Linked DNA regions of Homo sapiens: region 1 is linked to region 2. The links are chromatin loops, found by intact Hi-C in ENCODE. Cell type or tissue: heart left ventricle. All regions are shown on one strand. Each heading gives the region's core, and the rest is flanking DNA. Links, peaks and the distances in the headings are about the cores only. Region 1 overlaps FBRSL1 (fibrosin like 1). Region 2 has its middle 17 kb from the start of NOC4L.

Region 1 (8,000 bases), core at 1-8,000, 360 kb before region 2:
AAGGCTCTAAGCACGCACTGTCCTGCGCAGGCCCCGCCCAAAGTGGAGCACCCAAGAGGCCCCACACCAGCCCCCGTGTCCTCTTGTGCAAACTGAGCAGAAGGTGCCCTCCCGGGGAATGTGCAATGGTCAGGGCAAATGCACGCACTACATACGGCACGGTGGGAATGGCAGCCCTGGAGCGGTGCAGTGCACAACTCTGACAGCCATACTCTGCAGCCCTGGTGAAGTCTCACACCAATCGGATCACACCAGGGCGACTCTCACACCCCATCCCATGGCATCACATTCAGACAAGGACTATCCTACAGGGGCATGAACTGAGACTGGCCGGCCACGATGCCTCCAGCCTCTGCACCTGCAGGCCTGGGAGCGAGGGTGAGAGTCGGGGGCTGCCTGGGCTGCTGTTCTAATGCAGACCCTGGAGAACCCTGAGAAGGGGCCTACGGCTTCCTCAGACCTGCCAGGCCAAGGACAGGCCCCCTGGGAGATGGGGCAGAGGTCAGGCCCCCACACCCCCTAGTTGGGCTGGGCCACAGTTCCAGCAGGAGACGGGAACGCGACGCCCCTGCAGAAATGGAGCACAGGTATGCAGAGGCGGAGCTGCCGCCATCCGTGTCTGAGTGGAAATGAGTGTGGACACAGCGCACCCCTGCCCCAGCCCCACAGCCTGCGCTCCCTCCTCCTCGCAGCTCCCGCTTCCTCTTAAGGAGCTGAGCCCCTAGAACATGGCTCCTGGCCCAGTGCAAACAGTGCTCCCTCGGGGAGCTTTCAGGACTCCTGGGCCTCCCCCAGGGACTGGATGTCATGGGTCCAGACTTGAGACTTTCCAAGTTCCCCACCCACCAAGGTTGAGCAGCCTCAGGGGACTGCAGTGGGTGTCCAGCTCCCTGGCTCAGGGCAGGGCAGGGCAGGGCAAAGAGGGAGTGGCTGCTTTCGTCCACAACACTCCATTTCCCCACCTCCCACAGTCCCTACCAGCTCCCAGCTGGTCCTGGTTTCCTGCCTGTTTTGGGAGCCCACAAAGCCGTCCCCGAATCCTGAGAGCAGGTGCCTGGCACAACTGTGGGTGGGTGGTACCTCTCTCCGCTGCCTTCGCTCCCGAAGGGACAGTCCCAGAGCCCTCACAGTGTCCCCAGGCCTGGTTGAGCCATGGATGATGACTATGGGCCCCTCACATTCAGCAAGAGCAGAGCCCGACTCTGGGGCCCCTCTGTCCCGAACCTGCCCAGGCCACAGGGACTTGCAGGCAGATGCTACGCCCTGCCTTCAGCCCTACCACAGTCCCCTGCTGCTACCTCCTGGGGGCTGGGCTCATGTCCCTGGTCGGGAGGAGCCGATGCCGCACCCACAGCACGTGACACCAGCGACTGCATCCTGCTCTGTTTTGTGGACTGTTGTCCCCACCCTCGGGCGTTTGGAGGGCAGGGGCTTTGTGGCAGTCACTGGTGCTGCTCCAGAACTTGTACTCCTAAGGTGAGCCTGATGGGGAAAGGAAGTGACCCAGTTCCGGGGTCAACCTGAGCAGGGGCTGCCTCGGGAAAATTGCCATCTGCAAAGAAAGAGATGGGAGAGCCCTGGGGAGCGTCCCAGACAGCAGGAGCAGCCAGGGAAAGGGAGCTCTCCCACAGCTGCTGGAGGTGTGCAAGGAGGGTGTGCTAGAGGTGTGCAAGGAGGGTTGCTGGAGGGTGCAAGGAGGGTGTGCTGGAGGGGTGCAAGGAGGGTGTGCTGGAGGGGTACAAGGAGGGTTGCTGGAGGGTGCAAGGAGGGTGTGCTGGAGGGGTGCAAGGAGGGGGTGCTGGAGGTGTGCAAGGAGGGTGTGCTGGAGGGGTGCAAGGAGGGGGTGCTGGAGGAGTGCGAGGAAGGCTGTGTACCTGCTGGTGGGGGCACTGGAAGAGGGGCCCAACTTCCTCACCACCCATACACGCTGCCTGCACAGCCTCTGGGCTCTCTTCCACACATACTCAACCTACAACCCTCAGACTGGAAGAGTAGCCACTTTTTTTTTTTTTTTTTTTGAGACAGAGTCTTGCCCAGGCTGGAGTGCAGTGGTGAGATCTTGGCTCACTGCAACCTCTGCCTCCCGGGTTCAAGCGATTCTCTGCCTCAGCCTCTCTAGTAGCTGGGATTACAGGCACTTGCCACCACACTCAGCTAAGTTTTGTATTTTTAGTAGAGATGGGGTTTCACCATCTTGGCCAGACTGGTCTTGAACTCCTGACTTCGTGATCCATTTGCCTTGGCCTCCCAAAGTGCTGGGATTACAGGCGTGAGCCACCGCGCCCAGCCAGGGGTAGCCACTTCTTAGCACCCACAGCTCGAAGCTCAGGCTGGAGTCACATTGAGCTGAAGGCAGCACCTACTGGTGAGGTGTGGCACTGCAGCCCAGCTGTATGAGACTGCATAGCCTATGGGAAGGAGAACGACTCTCAGAGTTGGGAGTGGGGAGTCAGAAGCTCCAGAATGAGGGAAACTCTGTTGTCTGTCTCCAGGACCCTGGTATTAGCAAAGCATGCCATCCCCTCCTCCAGGCTAACACCACGCAGTATGGCTGTGGCCCTGCTTCTTCCTGAAACCGTTCCTGACACTCCATTCACTCCACATGCCAACCAGGCTAGGTAAAGAGCTCCTCCAGGCTCCCACAGTCCCCTAAGTGTCTCTCTAAAAGAGAAGTGGGGTTGCTTGTTTCTGTGTCTCTCTTCAGTAGACTGTAAGCATCCAGTGGGCGGGGCTGTCTTTTATCCTTGCCTACCTAGCACAGGCAGACACAGTAAACAGGGACTCAGGCAATGTTTGGGAGAGACCAAGTGTTCCCTGAGTCAGCACAGTGTCAGGGAGCAGGGTACTGCCCGCCCAGTGCGGGACACTCCAGTACGCTGCTCCACCTTCTTCTATTGTGATTCAGATGGGTGGATGGATGGATGCATGGGTGGATGGATGGACAAACAGGTAGATGAATGGGTGCATGGGTGGATAGATGGACAGACAGGTGGATGGATGGACAGACGGGTGGGTGGGTGGATGGATAGATGCATGGGTGGTTGGATGGACAGATGGGTGGATGATGGATGCATGGGTGGATGGATGGACGGGTAGATGGGTGGATGCATGGGTGGATGGATGGACAGACAGGTAGATGGGTGGATGGATGGATGTGTGGATGTATGGGTGGATGGATGCATGGGGTGAATGATGGATGCCTGAGTGGATGGATGGACAGATGGGTGGATGGAAGGACAGATGGGTGGATGGATGGATGCACGGGTGGATGGACAGATGGGTAGATGGGTGGATGCATGGATAGACGGGTGGATGGATGGACAGATGGGTGGATGGATGGCCAGATGGGTAGATGGATGGATGCACAAGTGGATGGATGGATGGATGCATGCATGCATGGTGGATGGATGGACAGATGGGTGGATGGACACATGGGTGGATGGATGGACAGACGGGTGGATGGATGGATGAGATACACTACAGACGGGTGGATGATGGACGCATGGGTGGATGGATGGACAGACAGGTGGATGGATGGATGAGATACACTACAGATGAGTGGATGATGAATGCGTGGGTGGATGGACAGATGCATGGGTGGCTGGATGGACAGATGGGTGGATGATGGATGCATGGGTAGATGCATGGGTGGATGGATGGACAGACAGGTGGATGATGGACAGATGGGTGGATGGATGGATGAGATACACTACAGATGATATGAGGGATGCTGGCTGAGTTAAGGCCTAGGAAGTGCGTTGCCAGCAGGCTCTTGGGGACACTAGTGTGTGTGGGCAAGTGCAGGTAAGTGTCTGCAAGGCCCTGCCTGTGCAGTCCTGTGTGCCGGAGGAGGGGTGGGAACAGCAGCTATGCTGTGTCAGAGTGGACTCCAGCAGGTGTGTGCCGCCAGCTCTGGAGTTGGGGCCACTGGACTCCTGGCTCCACCACATTTGCCGCCTGGGCTGCATCACTTGGTCTTGCTCAGTTGGCGCCCTGTCCAACAGAAGAATGACCTAATTCAAGCCACTGCCACCCCCTCCTGAACGGCTGCAGCAGCCTCCCGACAGGCGCCACCACCCCCACAACCGTGCTGCCTCCCCCACGAGTTTGTAAAAACACAGGAGCTCACGTTGTTCCCTGGCTTAAAACCCTCAGTGGTTTCCCTCTGTATGAGACCAGGCCCCTCCTTAGCCCTGTCTGCCCACCCCATGCCCGCTCGGCTCCTCAGGCACACGCCACCAGAGGCCTGGGTGGCTACACCCTCTACCCAGAGCGCTCTTCCCTGACCGCCTGGTCTAACGGTGCCTTCTCTCCTTCCCAGGCACAGCTGTGCTCACACTCAGAACAGTCTCCACCCGCTCTGCTGTTGTCCCAGTTATAGTTTAACTTCTCGAGGGCAGCACGGTCACTTGTCTTGTTTGTCACTGCAGCCCCAGGCCCAGAACAGGGGCGGAATGACCAAAAGTACAAAATGGATGCCAGTCGGAAGAGCCTTCCCGACCAGAGTGAGGCTGGGAAAGCAGAGGTGGCCATGCTCGCCCCGGAACGGCTAGCCCCAGGCTGTGGGGAGCAGTGCCTGCTAGGCCCAGGTGCTCAGCCTTCCTCTTCCACTCCCACCTAACAGCACCCTGGCCGGCGTGGCCCCCAGCCCTCCTGAGTGGCCCCTTCCCCTGGACCAACTCTTGGTTTGTAGGAGGGCCCTGTCAGGTGGGAGGAAGCTCTAGGACCCTGTGACCCAGCCTGCTGCTCCCTGCAGGTGGCAGGCCCAGGCCCAGTGTCTAAGGCACTGATTAACTGAGTGCCTCTCTCCACAGGCCCTGCACAGGAGGACCCTTGCCTGGCAACCGGGACAAAGATAAGCCTCTAGCGTCTGGGCCTCAAACCAGCCAGGCTGGGCCCAGGAGGCGGGAGAAATTACTCTGAGAATTCATAATAATAAAAGCAGGAATCGATATCATCATGGCAGCTATGTAGACAGTACAAACCTTGCATGTTAGCTCATTTTATCATCTCAACAACCCGAAAACAAATGAACTATTTAGTAACATCCCCGTTTTACAGACAGGAAAACTGAGGCCCAGAAAGCTGCCCTCCAGGTAATGGCCCAGGGTACAGATTCCACAACAAAGCCAAGCCGCTGGGCTTGAATCCTGGTCCAGCTGCTCACTGTGTGAACCTTGGGCAAGTTATTTACAGGCGGCTTTTTTTCTTCAGCATCCTCATCCGGCAAATGGGAATAGTTACAGGGTTGCAGTTAAACAAGCTGATGCATGTTAACTGGTGGAAATGTGCCTGGTACGATCAGAAAAGACTTCAAGTGTTAGGCTAGGCTGGCGACAGGGTGCTGAGCAGGCTGGGGGAGGTGGCACTGAAGACAGAAAACGTGGACATCCAGAAACTCCATCTAACAGATGTAAGACTCTTCAGATTATCTAAGCCGGGCGTGGTGGTTCACGCCTGTTCCCAGCACTTTGGGAGGCCGAGGTGGGTGGATCACCTGAGGTCAGGAGTTCAAGACCAGCCTGGCCAACATGGTGAAACCCTATCTCTACTAAAAATACAAAAATTAGCTGGGCGTGGTGGCACTTGCCTGTGATCCCAGCTACTCAGGAAGCTGAGGCAGGAGAACTGCTTGAACCCGGGAGGCAGAGCTTGCGCAACATTGTGCCACTGCACTCCAGCCTGGGTGATAGAGCAAGACTCCATCTCAAAAAAAAAAAAAAAAGACTATTCGGATTATCTATTTCATCTTGTGTCAGTTTTGTTTTCCAAGTAATTTGCCCACTTCACCTAAGCTGTTGAATTTGTTGGAATAAAATTGTCCCCATTTCACCTTTTTCGTGTCTATAGTGCCTGTAATGATATTTCCCCTTTTGTTCCTAATATTCATAATTTGTGTTTTCTTTTTCTGATTGATCTAGCTAGGGATTTCTCAACTTTGAAAACACCTTTTGGCATTGTTCATTTCCTCTATTGTCTGTTTCCTACCTTATTAATTTTTTTTTTTTTTTTTTTTTTGAGACGGAGTCTCACTCTGTTGCCCAGGCTGGAGTGCAGTGGCGTGATCTCAGCTCACTGCAACCTCCACCTCCTGGGTTCAAGTGATTGGCATGCCTCAGCCTCCCAAGCAGCTGGGACTACAGGTGTGCGCCACCGTGCCTGGCTAATTTTTTGTATTTTTAGTAGAGACGGGTTTCACCATGTTGGCCAGGCTGGTCTTGAACTCCTGACCTCAAGTGATCCACCCTCCTTGGGGTCCCAAAGTGCTGGGATTACAGGCGTGAGCCACCGCACCTGGCCTGCCTCATTAATTTCTGTATTTCTGTTCTTGTCTATACTATGGCTTTCCTTTATAGGTTTACAAACCTTCCATTTTTTTTTTTTTTTGGTTTCTTAAGGTAAAACCTTAAGATTCTAGACCTTTCTTCTTTTCCCATATAAGCACAAGCTAGTTTTCCTTTAAGGATTGCTTTAGCTGCATCCCATAAATTTTGACGTAGTATTCCTTATTTTCTAGTGAAATTCAGGTCAGAGATTCAGGAGGTGGAAGCTAAGGACCTGCCTGGCTGGGTGTGCTGGGTGGGAGGACAGGGGAGTGAGGAGAGGAGAATGACTGTCAACTTCTAGCCCAGTCATCTGGGTGGTTCCAGGTTCACCCACTGAAATGGGGAAAGACAGAAGCTGGTGTGTCTGGTTTGTCTGTGCCAAGTGAGGGGTGCATCCTGGGTCTCGGCAGGACACTCTGGCCTGATGCATGAGGTCTGGCCTCAAACCATAGAGCCGATGAGGTAGAGGATGAGGAGACAGACAGCAGGCGCCTGGGAACAGCATGGGCATGAGATAAGCACTCACAGAGGGTATATTGTTCTGGACCCCCCACACCTCCCTGCTGTCAGCCTTGTGGTTATTGGGCGCAGAAGCTGCCAGTCTAAACTCAAGTGTTGTAAATGTAAAACACCTGCTGGCTTTCCCAGACTCTACAAAAAAAAGAGTAAAAAAGATGTGACAATTTTTATATAGATTACATTGTTGAAATACTATTTTCAAAGTACATGGAGTGAAACGCAATACTTCATTAAAATGAATTTTACTTATTTCTTCTTAACTCTATATGTGGCTCACATAACACTCCTATTAAACAGTGCTGCCCTAGGAGAGTCCAGGGCCCTACCCACCCCTGCTGGATGAGAAGCTGCACTCTGCCAGGTCCCAGGGTACACCAGGGAGCCCTCTAGGTCGTGTACCGGCCCTAGGAGAGGCTTCGTGCCAAATCCCTGCACCATGGCCGGGACTGTGGCTCAGCATGAAAACCCTTCTTCCTCGGAGTCCCCCCACAGCTTTGCACCGTGGCCGGGCCTGTGGCTCAGCATGGAAACCCTTCCCCCTCGGGGTCTCCCCACAGCTTTGTGAACTGCTAGGGATGTCCCCTATCACTGCAGCTTCTGGCCGGAGGAGGATGGCCGGTGGCCTCGGCCTGGTCAATGCCAGTCCAGCTCAGTCTGGTACTGCGGTCCTGGGCCACCTGGGAAGACGCCAGGGAGGCCAGAGAGATCCTGGGTCAGGCCGCAGCCCTGCTCAGATCCCTCCGAGGCCCCAGGACTCCCCCTGGACTTCTGGGCGGCCCTGGGTCTCCCTTGGGCACCTGCGGGTAGTCCTGCCTTCTGGCCTCTGAACATCCAGGTGCCCCCCCAGCCCCCCACTCATGCCCTCTGTGTCTTTGCCCTCACCACAGTCGCCCAGCATGCTATCCCAGCCTGTCTCCCCACACACGGAGGAGCCGAGCCCTGACGCGAGAACAGAGGCGGAGCTCATCGTCCTCAGTGCCCAGACAAGGATCCCGAATGAGCAAACGGGGAAGGCCCAGGAGGTGGTGTTTCCAACACGCAGGGCAGGGCCTGGGGGAGGGACTGTGGCTATTCACCTGCAGTGAGGGGTCCAGAGAGACGGGGCCCTCGGACGAGGGTCTGCAGGCAGATGCCCACACACCAGGCGTGGATGCT
Region 2 (10,237 bases), core at 1-8,000:
GATGGATGGATGGGTGAATGGATGGATGGATGAATGTATGATGGATGGGTGGGTGGATGGATGGATGGGTGAATGGATGGATGATGGGTGGGTGGGTGGATGGATGGATGATGGGTGGGTGGGTGGGTGGATGTATGGATGGCTGGATGGATGGATGGATGAATGAATGTATGATGGATGGCTGGGTGGATGAGGGATGGGTGGGTGGATGGATGGCTGGGTGGATGGATGATGGATGGATGGATGATGGGTGGGTGGGTGGGTGGATGTATGGATGGCTGGCTGGCTGGATGGATGGATGGGTGGATGGATGAATAGATGGAAGAATGTATGATGGATGGCTGGGTGGATGAAGGATGGGTGGGTGGATGGATTGATGGGTGGATGGATGGATGAATGGGTGATGGATGGATGAATGAATGTATGACGGATGGCTGGGTGGATGGATGATGGATGGATGGGTGGGTGATGGGTGGATGGATGGATGAGTGGATGAATGGTGGCTGGATGGATAATGGATGGGTGGGTGGGTGGCTGGATGATGGATGCATGGATGGGTGAATGAATGGATGGATGGGTAGGTGATAGTGTGCAGGAAAAGTTAAATATTAAATTTGAACTAAATTCAACGTGGAAACTAACAATGGTCACCAAGTCCTGGAACAGGTCGTGTGAGTCCCTTGAGGCATTCATCCAGTGCTGTTTCAGAGAAATCTCTATTTCAATCTATTCCTATACATTAGTTATTGAAAAACAACAGACAATTGCAAGAACAAGTTGACCTTTTTGCGTTCCTTGAGCCTGGTCGCGAAGGGCCCTTGTGACTAGGCCTCATGAAAAAACAACTCGTTACAAAAAGAGCTCAGGTCCCAGACCGTGCCAAAGATTCATGAGACCTCTCCCCATCTGTGCACAGACAGGCAGCCGACTCTGGAGCCCAGGCTGTTGCTTCCCAGTCTGGTGGTGAATCCTCCATAGTCTGGTGAGTATACATATATATATATTTAAATATATATATAAATATGTATATTTAAATATATTTATATATATTTATATATTTATATATAAATATATATTTAAATATACATATATATAAATATATATATTTAAATATACATATTTAAATATATTTAAATATATTTAAATATATAAACATATATAATATATTTATTTATGTATATAAATATATATAATATATATTTAAATATATTTATTTATGTATATGAATATATATAATATATATTTAAATATATTTATTTATGTATATGAATATATATAATATATATTTAAATATATTTATTTATGTATATGAATATATAATATATATTTAAATATATTTATGTATTTAAATATATATAAATATATATTTAAATATATTTATATATAAACATATATTTAAATATATTTATATATAAATATATAATATATATTATATATTTATACATAAATATATATAATATACATTTATATATAAACATATATAATATACATTTATATATGAATGTATAATATACATTCATATATAAATATATATAAATGTATATAATATACATTTATATATATAAATATACATAATATACATTTATATATATAAATATACATAATATACATTTATATATAAATACATATATTTATATATTTATATATATAATGTATATTATATATAATATATATTTATATATTATATATAATATACATTATATATATAAATATATAAATATATTATATATGTAAATATGATATATATTTAAATATGTAAATATATGATATATATTTAAATATGTAAATATATGATATATATTTAAATATGTAAATATATGATATATATTTAAATATGTACTATATTTATATATTATATATTTATAACATACATTATATATATTTATATAATATATAATATATAATATAAATATATATATATTTTTTCCCTTTTCCCCTTCCCATTGCAATTTGCTTATTATATATCTCCACTGCCATTTACGTGGAATAAAGGTTGTTTACCGTTACAGGTATTGTGTGTCTTTTCTTCTCCCCTCACGCATCTCCTGCACAGAACAGATGGATGGGTAGATGGATGGATGTGTGGATGATGGGTGGATGAATGGATGATGGATGGATGGCTGGATGGATGATGGATGGGTGGATAGATGGATGGCTAGGTAGACGGATGATGGATGGATGGCTGGGTGGATGGGTGGGTGGGTGGACGGATGATGGATGGGTCAACGGATGGATGAGTGGTTGATGGACGGATGGGTGGATGGATGGGTAAGTGATAGATTAGCTAAGTGGCAGATACAGATAGATAAATGATACAGATATATATGATTGATCAATGAATATAGATGATAGACATAGGATAGAGATCATCAATATAGATAGATGTGGCAGACAGGTAAGTAATAGATTGAAATAGACAAATAGAGATAGGTAGAGAGATAGAATAGATAGCAGATATGATAGAGAGATCACAGAGATAGAGAGATAGGGGAGAGAGATGATTGAGAGAGACAGAGAGAGATGGAAGGGACCAGTGCTGGCGGGGATGTGGAGAACTTGGACCCTTGTGCCCTGCTGGTGGGATGTCAATGGTGCACCCACTGTGGAAAACTGTCTGGAGAGTCCTGAACACATTAGATGTGGAATTACCACAGGATGGCAGCCACGCGGCACGTCCCTGAGCAGCCGGGAGCCCAGCGACTCTTCTTTAACAGTACGAACACGGTGAGACTGCTGGGCCATTTATCCAGTTAGTGACAGGACAAAACCAAATTCCAGAGGCCGTGCCACCTGCACGCCCAGGCTCTGCGGTAATTCCTGGCTTTGTTAGCCATGGGGCTAACCAGGGCTGAGCCACCCATGAGGCACCTTCCTGGAGGCTGGGGTGTCACCCTCTGCGCCCCGATGCGGGCCCCATTATGTGGGTGACCTGCGCCCAGGGGACCCTGGGCAGCCTGCAAGTGAGCGTGGTTCAGGGCTGGGCCACACATCCTGGCTCTGCACAGCACCTACCTGGTTTTTGGTTACTCACCTGTCCTTTAAAATATGTGTAGAGCAGGGAGAGGAGCTCACATGGCAGGGGCAGCCCACGCAGGGTGGCAAGGGCACAGGTGCGAGCTCAGGTGATGCTGCTCCTCTGGGGCAGGCCAGGCACCCGTCCTGGGGGGCGTCCTGCAGCCCCTATACCCCCTGGCCTGAGCAGCCCCCATTCTGCCAGAGCAGCAGGGCCCCACCTTCCTGCGGGGCACCTGCCCTCCCCACGGGCAGCTCAGTGCATGACAGCTCTGACCCAGCATCAACTGAGAATGCTTCTGGGGGAAGGAAACTAAAAGGCATTGGAGTGGCTCGGACCTGCAGGATGGAGCTGCGCCCAGTACAGGGCGGAGTCGAAGTGGCTCGGACCTGCAGGATGGAGCTGTGCCCAGCACAGGGCGGAGTCGAGGTCCCACAGGTGGGGAGGACCCGGCAGCTAGGGATGGAGCCACCTGGGGCTAGAAACAGAACGACAGGGTCAGGGGAGGAACAGACATGCAGGAGGGACAGTGAGGGAGGTGACGCGGCCATGGGTGAGGTCAGGGCCCAGGGAAGCTCCCAATGGCTCCGGAGCCAGGGCTCACCAGCAGCCAAGCACCGGGATGGAGGGGATGCTCAGCAAGGGCTTCCCGCCTTCCAGAAAAGGCGACATCCACCCTCATGGCCCAAATGGGAGGGTTTGGGGAAGGAATTTCAGAAGGGCCCCTGCCCCCGCCCTGCCCATGACTTCGGTGGCTGATCCCACTCTCCATGAGGCGTCTGCTGTGGCTGCATTGCCCGGGAGCCAGCTGGGCTGGGAGGGCAGGGACAACTCGGACTCTGTGTGCCCCCACTGCCTGGGAAGGCGGCCAACACCGCTTTTGAATTTTAAATGAAACCAAAATTGACTGCGGTAGCGGGGAAATATTTCCTAACACAGTAATTTCCCTCAGAGTGCAGTTGCCACATCAATAAAAATAAACAGCTCTGTAGTGGCCACAGCTCAGGAAGCAGGCAGAGCACAGGCTGGCCCAGGAGGCTGCTTCCCTGGCTCCTACCTGCCTCCCACCTCCCCACGGGCCTCCCCGAGCCTCCTCACGGCAGGGCGGCTGGTGACCCGAGAGGGGTGGCTGGGGACAGCATGGAGGACAGGACAGCACCTCAGGACCGGATTCTGGATACACTGCACCCTCTCGTGCCAGGTGTTGGCAGTTCCGACCAAGCCCAGGCATGAGGGAGGGCCAGGCGGTGTGAGCCCGGGGGCATCCTGGGGGTCGTTCTGGAGGCCAGAAGCTGCAGGTGACAAAATAATGTGTGACGAGGGGGATTTGAGAGTAGCAGAGAGGAATGTGTCCTATGTCTGCCAAAAAGAAAGAAAAGATGAGGGGAGAGGGGAGAGGAGACAAGAGAGGGGAGGGGAGAGGGGAGAGAGGAGAGGGGAGAGAGGAGAGGATCTGTGCAGGGCACATGTTTCCCGTCCCAGGGCAGGGAAGGACAGCCCCCAGGGCAGAGCTGTGGAACGCTGTTTTCTTCCCTCCTTGATGCTGTGGGTTGGCGGTGGCTGGATGCAGCCCCACCAAATGGGGGCTTCAGGTGGCTGCTGGGGTCCCAAGACAGCCAGGCTGAGAAAACCGAGGCAGGTGTCATGAGCCATGGTGGGGCTTCGGCTTTCTCACGATGTGGCGTCTCCACGCAGTGGAGGGCAGGGCAGGGCAGGGCCTCTGATGACCCAGCCGCAGAGTCCAGTGCGAGGAACAGCTCAGTGAGGAGGGGCTGAGTGGAGAGGAGCTGAGGGAAGAGGGGCTGAGTGGGGAGGGGCTGAGTGGGGAGGAGTGATGACCCAGCCGCAGAGTCCAGTGCGAGGAACAGCTCAGTGAGGAGGGGCTGAGTGGGGAGGAGCTGAGTGAGGAGGAGCTGAGGGCGGAGGAGCTGAGGGAGTAGGAGCTGAGTGGGGAGGAGCTGAGTGGGGAGGAGCTGAGTGAGGAGGAGCTGAGGGAGGAGGAGCTGAGGGAGGAGGAGCTGAGGGAGGAGGAGCTGAGGGAGGAGGAGCTGAGGAAGGAGGAGGTGACGGAGGAGAAGCTGAGGAGGAGCTGAGAGAGGAGGAGCTGAGGGAGGAGGAGCTGAGGGAGGAGGAGCTGAGTGAGGAGGAGCTGAGTGGGGAGGAGCTGAGGGCGGAGGAGCTGAGTGAGGAGGAGCTGAGGGAGGAGGAGCTGAGGGAGGAGGAGCTGAGGAAGGAGGAGGTGACGGAGGAGGAGCTGAGGAGCTGAGGGAGGAGGAGCTGAGGGAGGAGGAGCTGAGGGAGGAGGAGGTGAGGGAGGAGGAGGTGAGGGACGAGGAGCTGAGGGAGGAGGAGCTGAGGGAGGAGGAGCTGAGGGAGGAGGAGCTGAGTGGGGAGGAGCTGAGGAAGGAGGAACTGAGTGGGGAGGAGCTGAGCGAGGAGGAGCTGAGGGAGGAGGAGCTAAGGGAGGAGGAGCTGAGTGGGGAGGAACTGAGTGGGGAGGAGCTGGGTCCAGGGCAGAGCCAGGATGCTGGAGGCCGCAGCATCTTTATCGGTGGGGTCAGGGGTCACCACACGGAATCTTTTTGCCGGGATCTGAGGCTGGAGACTGCGGGAAGCTCTCAGGGGAGGGCCTGCGGTGGAGCAGGCCTGGTGGGAGGCGGCCAGCAGGAGAAGAGATGAGGGCCCAGGGAACGGGAAGGGCGGGGGCTTCGGCCAGAGGGGGCCAGGAGCTGGGGGAATGTGGGAGGAGGACAGTCGGTCCCAAGATCACTCCCTGTCTCCGGGCCCCTCTGGCCACCAGGTCCTGCCACCAGGTCCTGCCACCATCCAGCCTGCCTTGCTTCCACCGCCCCGTCTGTGGGGCTGTCAGGCACTTCCCACATGGGCACGCAGGGCTCCTGAGCCTGGCTGTCCTCCGACACCAGCTGGGGGAACCTGCCAGCACCCGGCTCTTCCTTCTTGATCACACCTTGCACAGGTATTGCAAGGACAGGCGGAGGGCACTGGGCTGTGAACTCTCACGCCACCGTGCCGCACGCACTGGGACAGTGGACACTGCCTCTCCGGACTTCCTGAAGGGCTGACAGGGAAGGGGACGAGGCTGTCCCACCAGGGACAGTCCCCCCACCACCTCTGTGAAGAAGCTCCCAGCCTGTCCTGAGGGTGCTGCAACCCTGGGCTGGACCCTCTGTCCCCTGGTTTCCAGGAGACCCCGACAGAGCCCCCCGAGCCCACCCACTCCACCCCCTCGCTTTCTGCCGGTTCCATTGGGCTCAGGGCCTGCAGATCTGGAAGAGGATGCCTGGTCCCGTGGCCCCCGCACCGTTATCTCTTCATTACTTTTTCCTCTTATCTACCCAGTTTCCATTCTCTCATGCAGCCGGAACCACTGGACTAGAATGACAGCAGGATCAGCCCAGCACCGCGCCACCGCCTCCCCGTCTGCCTGCCAGCCAGTAGGGCTTCAGCCACTCACCAGCTGTCCCAAGCAGCAAAGCCCGTCGGGCCTCGGGGAGCACTGTCTGTGGCAGTTCACAGCTCCTTCCCCGACACTGTCACGTGCCTGAGTGGCCCAGACAGCAATCGGCCAGCATGCTGAGCAGAGCTGGGAGCAGGGTGGACCTGGCAGAGCACTCCCCAGCTGGGGTGAAGAGGGCTCGCCCAGCGTGGGCATGGGCGGCTGCCTAGACACCCACGTGAGCACTGCCCAAGCTCTGGGGAAACGAATGAAAGAAGGAAAAGGGGCCGAGAGAGGCGAGAAGAGAACAATGCTGTTTCAGTCCCAGGTCCAATCACACCTGCTGCCAGCCCCATCTGTTCACATCTCATTCCCCAGAGCCCGTGGCTGTGTCCCCCACGGGGCAGAAGAGACTCTGCAGGTGAGACCGGCTGAGGGTCTAGCAGGGGGTCCTCCTGGATGACCCCGGCCCAGTTCATCACATGGTCCTTACAGGATGGAGGCAGGAGAGGCAGAGGGAGCAGTGGCCGCAGCAGCAGAGGTCGGGGTGACAAGCAAGGGACCATGCCAGAGCCCAGGAGCACAGCAGACTCTGGAGCCCAAAGAAGTCAGCAACGAGTCTTCCCAGAACCCCCAGAGGTGCCCAACCCGCCCACACCTCCACACCCCGCCCTTCCACGCCCAGCCCCGCCCACATCTCCATGCCCTGCCCACACCTCCATGCCCCTCCACGCCCAGCCACACCCCGCCACGCCCATACCTCCATGCCAGCCCAGAGCAAAGCCTCTGACTATGCCTTCAGGGGACCTGCCACCTGCAGTATCAGAACTCGGACCACGAGCCCCCAGAGAACAGTGCTGCAGGGGACAGACCCCGGGGGGCCACAGCGAACGGGGAGCTTCCCGAGGTCTTCGAGGGGCGCCATCGAGACAGACGTGGTGCGGAGCACACAGGGGCAGTGGAGGCTCCGCGAGGCACCATCCTCAGCACAGGATGCCACCACAGAGACACTGGGACTGGAGGCATTGGGAGGGCAGCGGGGCCCCAGGGGTCTCCTGAAGGTCACCCGCCCAGCACCCCCCAAGACAGGCGCTACCGTGTGAGCTCCCCACAGCTGATGCAACAAGTCACCACAAGCCAGTGGCCTAGAACCATGCATCTTCATCACAGTCTGGCAGCCAGGAGACCGAGATGCTGTCCTGAGGCAGGTGTGGGCAGGTTGGGGCAAATATGGGCAGGTGTGGGCAGGCGGGGCCCTCAGAGACTCAGGGAGGACCCATTCCTGCCTTTTCCAGCTCCCAGAGGCCCCTGCTCCACCCTCGGAGCCGATGGATAGTTCCGGCCTCCGCCCTCCTCTTCACGCCTCTGACTAGGACACCGGCCACCGGACTGATGGCCCACCCTGAATGCAGGATGATCTCAGCTGGCTCCTTAATCTGCAAAGACCCTATTTCCAAATAAGGTCCACTCGCCGATGCTGGGGGCCAGGACGGGGACATCTCTTTCCGGGGGACACGTTAGCCCCCGTGAGATCCGAGGAGTGAACCCCACCCCCTGTGAAGGCTGCGGGATGAGGGGTCCCCGTAGGCACCCTGAAAACACCAGCAAAGCTGGTGCAGAACATCTAGGAAGACCAGGCAGGGTCAGAGGCATTTTGGGGGCCACCGCGTCACACGTGCAGGGAGGGCGCTGAGGAAGGTGGGTGGGGGCCCAGGGCCTGCGTGTGCGCGTGTGTGTGTGCGCATGTAGTGGTGTGTGTGTGTAATGGTGTGTGTGTGTAGTGGTGTGTGCATGTAGTGGTGTGTGTACGTAGTGGTGTATGTAGTGGTGTGCGTGTAGTGGTGTGTGTGTGTGTAGTGTGTGTGTAGTGGTGTGTGTAGTGTGTGTGTAATGGTGTGTGTGTAGTGGTGTGTATGTGTAGTGTGTGCATAGTGGTGTGTGTGTGTAGTGTGTGTAGTGGTGTGTGTGTGTAGTGTGTAGTGGTCTGTATGTATAGTGTGTGCATAGTGATGTGTGTAGTGTGTGTAGTAGTGTGTGTGTAGTGTGTGTAGTCGTGTGCGTAGTGTGTGTGTAATGGTGTGTGCGTGTAGTGGTATGTATGTGTAGTGTGCATAGTGTGTGTGTAGTGTGTGTGTAGTGTGTGTGTAATGGTGTGGGTGTAGTGATGTGTAGTGGTGTGTGTAGTGTAATGGTGTGTGTGTGTAGTGGTGTGTATGTGTAGTGTGCATAGTGGTGTGTGTGTAGTGTAGTGGTGTGTGTAGTGTGTGTAGTGGTGTGTGCATAGTGGTGTGTGTTGCGTGTGTGTAGTGGTGTGTGTAGTGGCGTGTATGTGTAGTGTGTGCATAGTGGTGTGTGTAGTGTGTAGTGGTGTGTGTGTAGTGTGTAGTGTGTGTAGTGTGTGTGTAATGGTGTGTGTGTAGTGGTATGTGTAGTGTGTGCATAGTGGTGTGTGTGTAGTGTGTAGTGGTGTGTAGTGTGTGTGTAGTGGTGTCTAATGGTGTGTGTAGTGGTGTGTATGTGTAGTGTGTACATAGTGGTGTGTGTGTAGTGTGTAGTGGTGTGTGTAGTGTAATGTGTGTGTAGTGGTGTGTGTAGTGTGTGTGTAATGGTGTGTGTGTAGTGGTGTGTATGTGTAGTGTGTGCATAGTGGTGTGTGTGTGTAGTGTGTGTGTAGTGGTGTGTGTAGTGTGTGTGTAATGGTGTGTGTGTAGTGTGTGCATAGTGGTGTGTAGTGGTGTGTGTAGTGTGTGTGTAATGGTGTGTGTGTAGTGGTGTGTAGTGGTGTGTGTAGTGTGTGTGTAATGGTGTGTGTGTAGTGGTGTGTAGTGGTGTGTGTAGTGTGTGTGTAATGGTGTGTGAGTGTAGTGGTGTGTGTATGTAGTGTGCATAGTGGTGTGTGTAGTGTAGTGGTGTGTGTGTAGTGTGTGTGTAGTGGTGTTTGTAGTGTGTGTGTAATGGTGTGTGTAGTGGTGTGTATGTGTAGTGTGTGCAGTGGTGTGTGTAGTGTGTGTGTAATGGTGTGTGCGTGTAGTGGTGTGTGTAGTGTGTGTAATGCTGTGTGTGTGTAGTGGTGTGTGTAGTGTGTGCGTGTAGTGGTGTGTGTAGTGTGTGTAATGGTGTGTGTGTAGTGGTGTATGTGTAGTGTGTGCATAGTGGAGTGTGTAGTGTGTGTAATGTGTGTAGTGTGTGTGTAGTGGTGTAGTGTGTGCCTGTAGTGTGTGTAGTGTGTGTGTAGCGTAATGTGTGTGTAGTGGTGTGTATGTGTGTGCATAGTGGTGTGTGTAGTGTGTAATGGTGTGTGTGTAGTGGTGTGTGTGTAGTGTGTAGTGGTGCGTGTGTGTAGTGGTGCGTGTGTAGTGGTGTGTGTAGTGGTTGTGTGTAGTGTGTGTAGTGGTGTGTGTAGTGTGTGCGTGTAGTGGTGTGTGTAGTGTGTGTGTAGTGGTTGTGTGTTGTGTGTAGTGGTGTGTGTAGTGTGTAGTGGCGTGTAGTGGTGTGTGTAGTGGTGTATGCAGTGGTGTGTATGCAGTGGTGTGTAGTGGTGTGTGTGTAGTGTGTGTAGTGTGTGTGTGTAGTGGTGTGTGTAGTGTGTGTGTAGTGGTGTGTGTAGTGTGTGTAGTGGTTTGTATGTTGTGTGTGTAGTGTGTGTACTGTGCGTGTAGTGTGTGTAGTGGTGTGTGTAGTGGTGTGTGTAGTGGTGTATGTAGTGGTGTGTGTGTAGTGGTGTGTGTAGTGGTTGTGTGTAGTGTGTAGTGGTACGTGTAGTGGTT

What was found. Peaks named below come from ENCODE experiments on the same cell type or tissue, not always from the same donor. Only the 100,000 strongest peaks of a DNase experiment are listed, where the experiment ranks them.
Region 1: it touches region 2 in a loop (5-fold over the local background); 22 of 110 quality-filtered maps call a loop at or near these places.

What each region holds. Positions count from the first base shown.
Region 1 is chr12:132,513,918-132,521,917 of GRCh38, reverse strand. All of the region lies in intron 2 of FBRSL1 (fibrosin like 1), which reads right to left. Among named protein-coding and RNA genes, the nearest start is that of FBRSL1, 28 kb to the right of the region's middle. In heart left ventricle, for the core only: no CTCF peak of the experiment used is centred there; no DNase peak of the experiment used is centred there.
Region 2 is chr12:132,156,521-132,166,757 of GRCh38, reverse strand. No RefSeq gene overlaps it. Among named protein-coding and RNA genes, the nearest start is that of NOC4L, 17 kb to the right of the region's middle. In heart left ventricle, for the core only: no CTCF peak of the experiment used is centred there; DNase peaks (open chromatin) are centred at 3,897, 5,847, 6,547 and 7,807.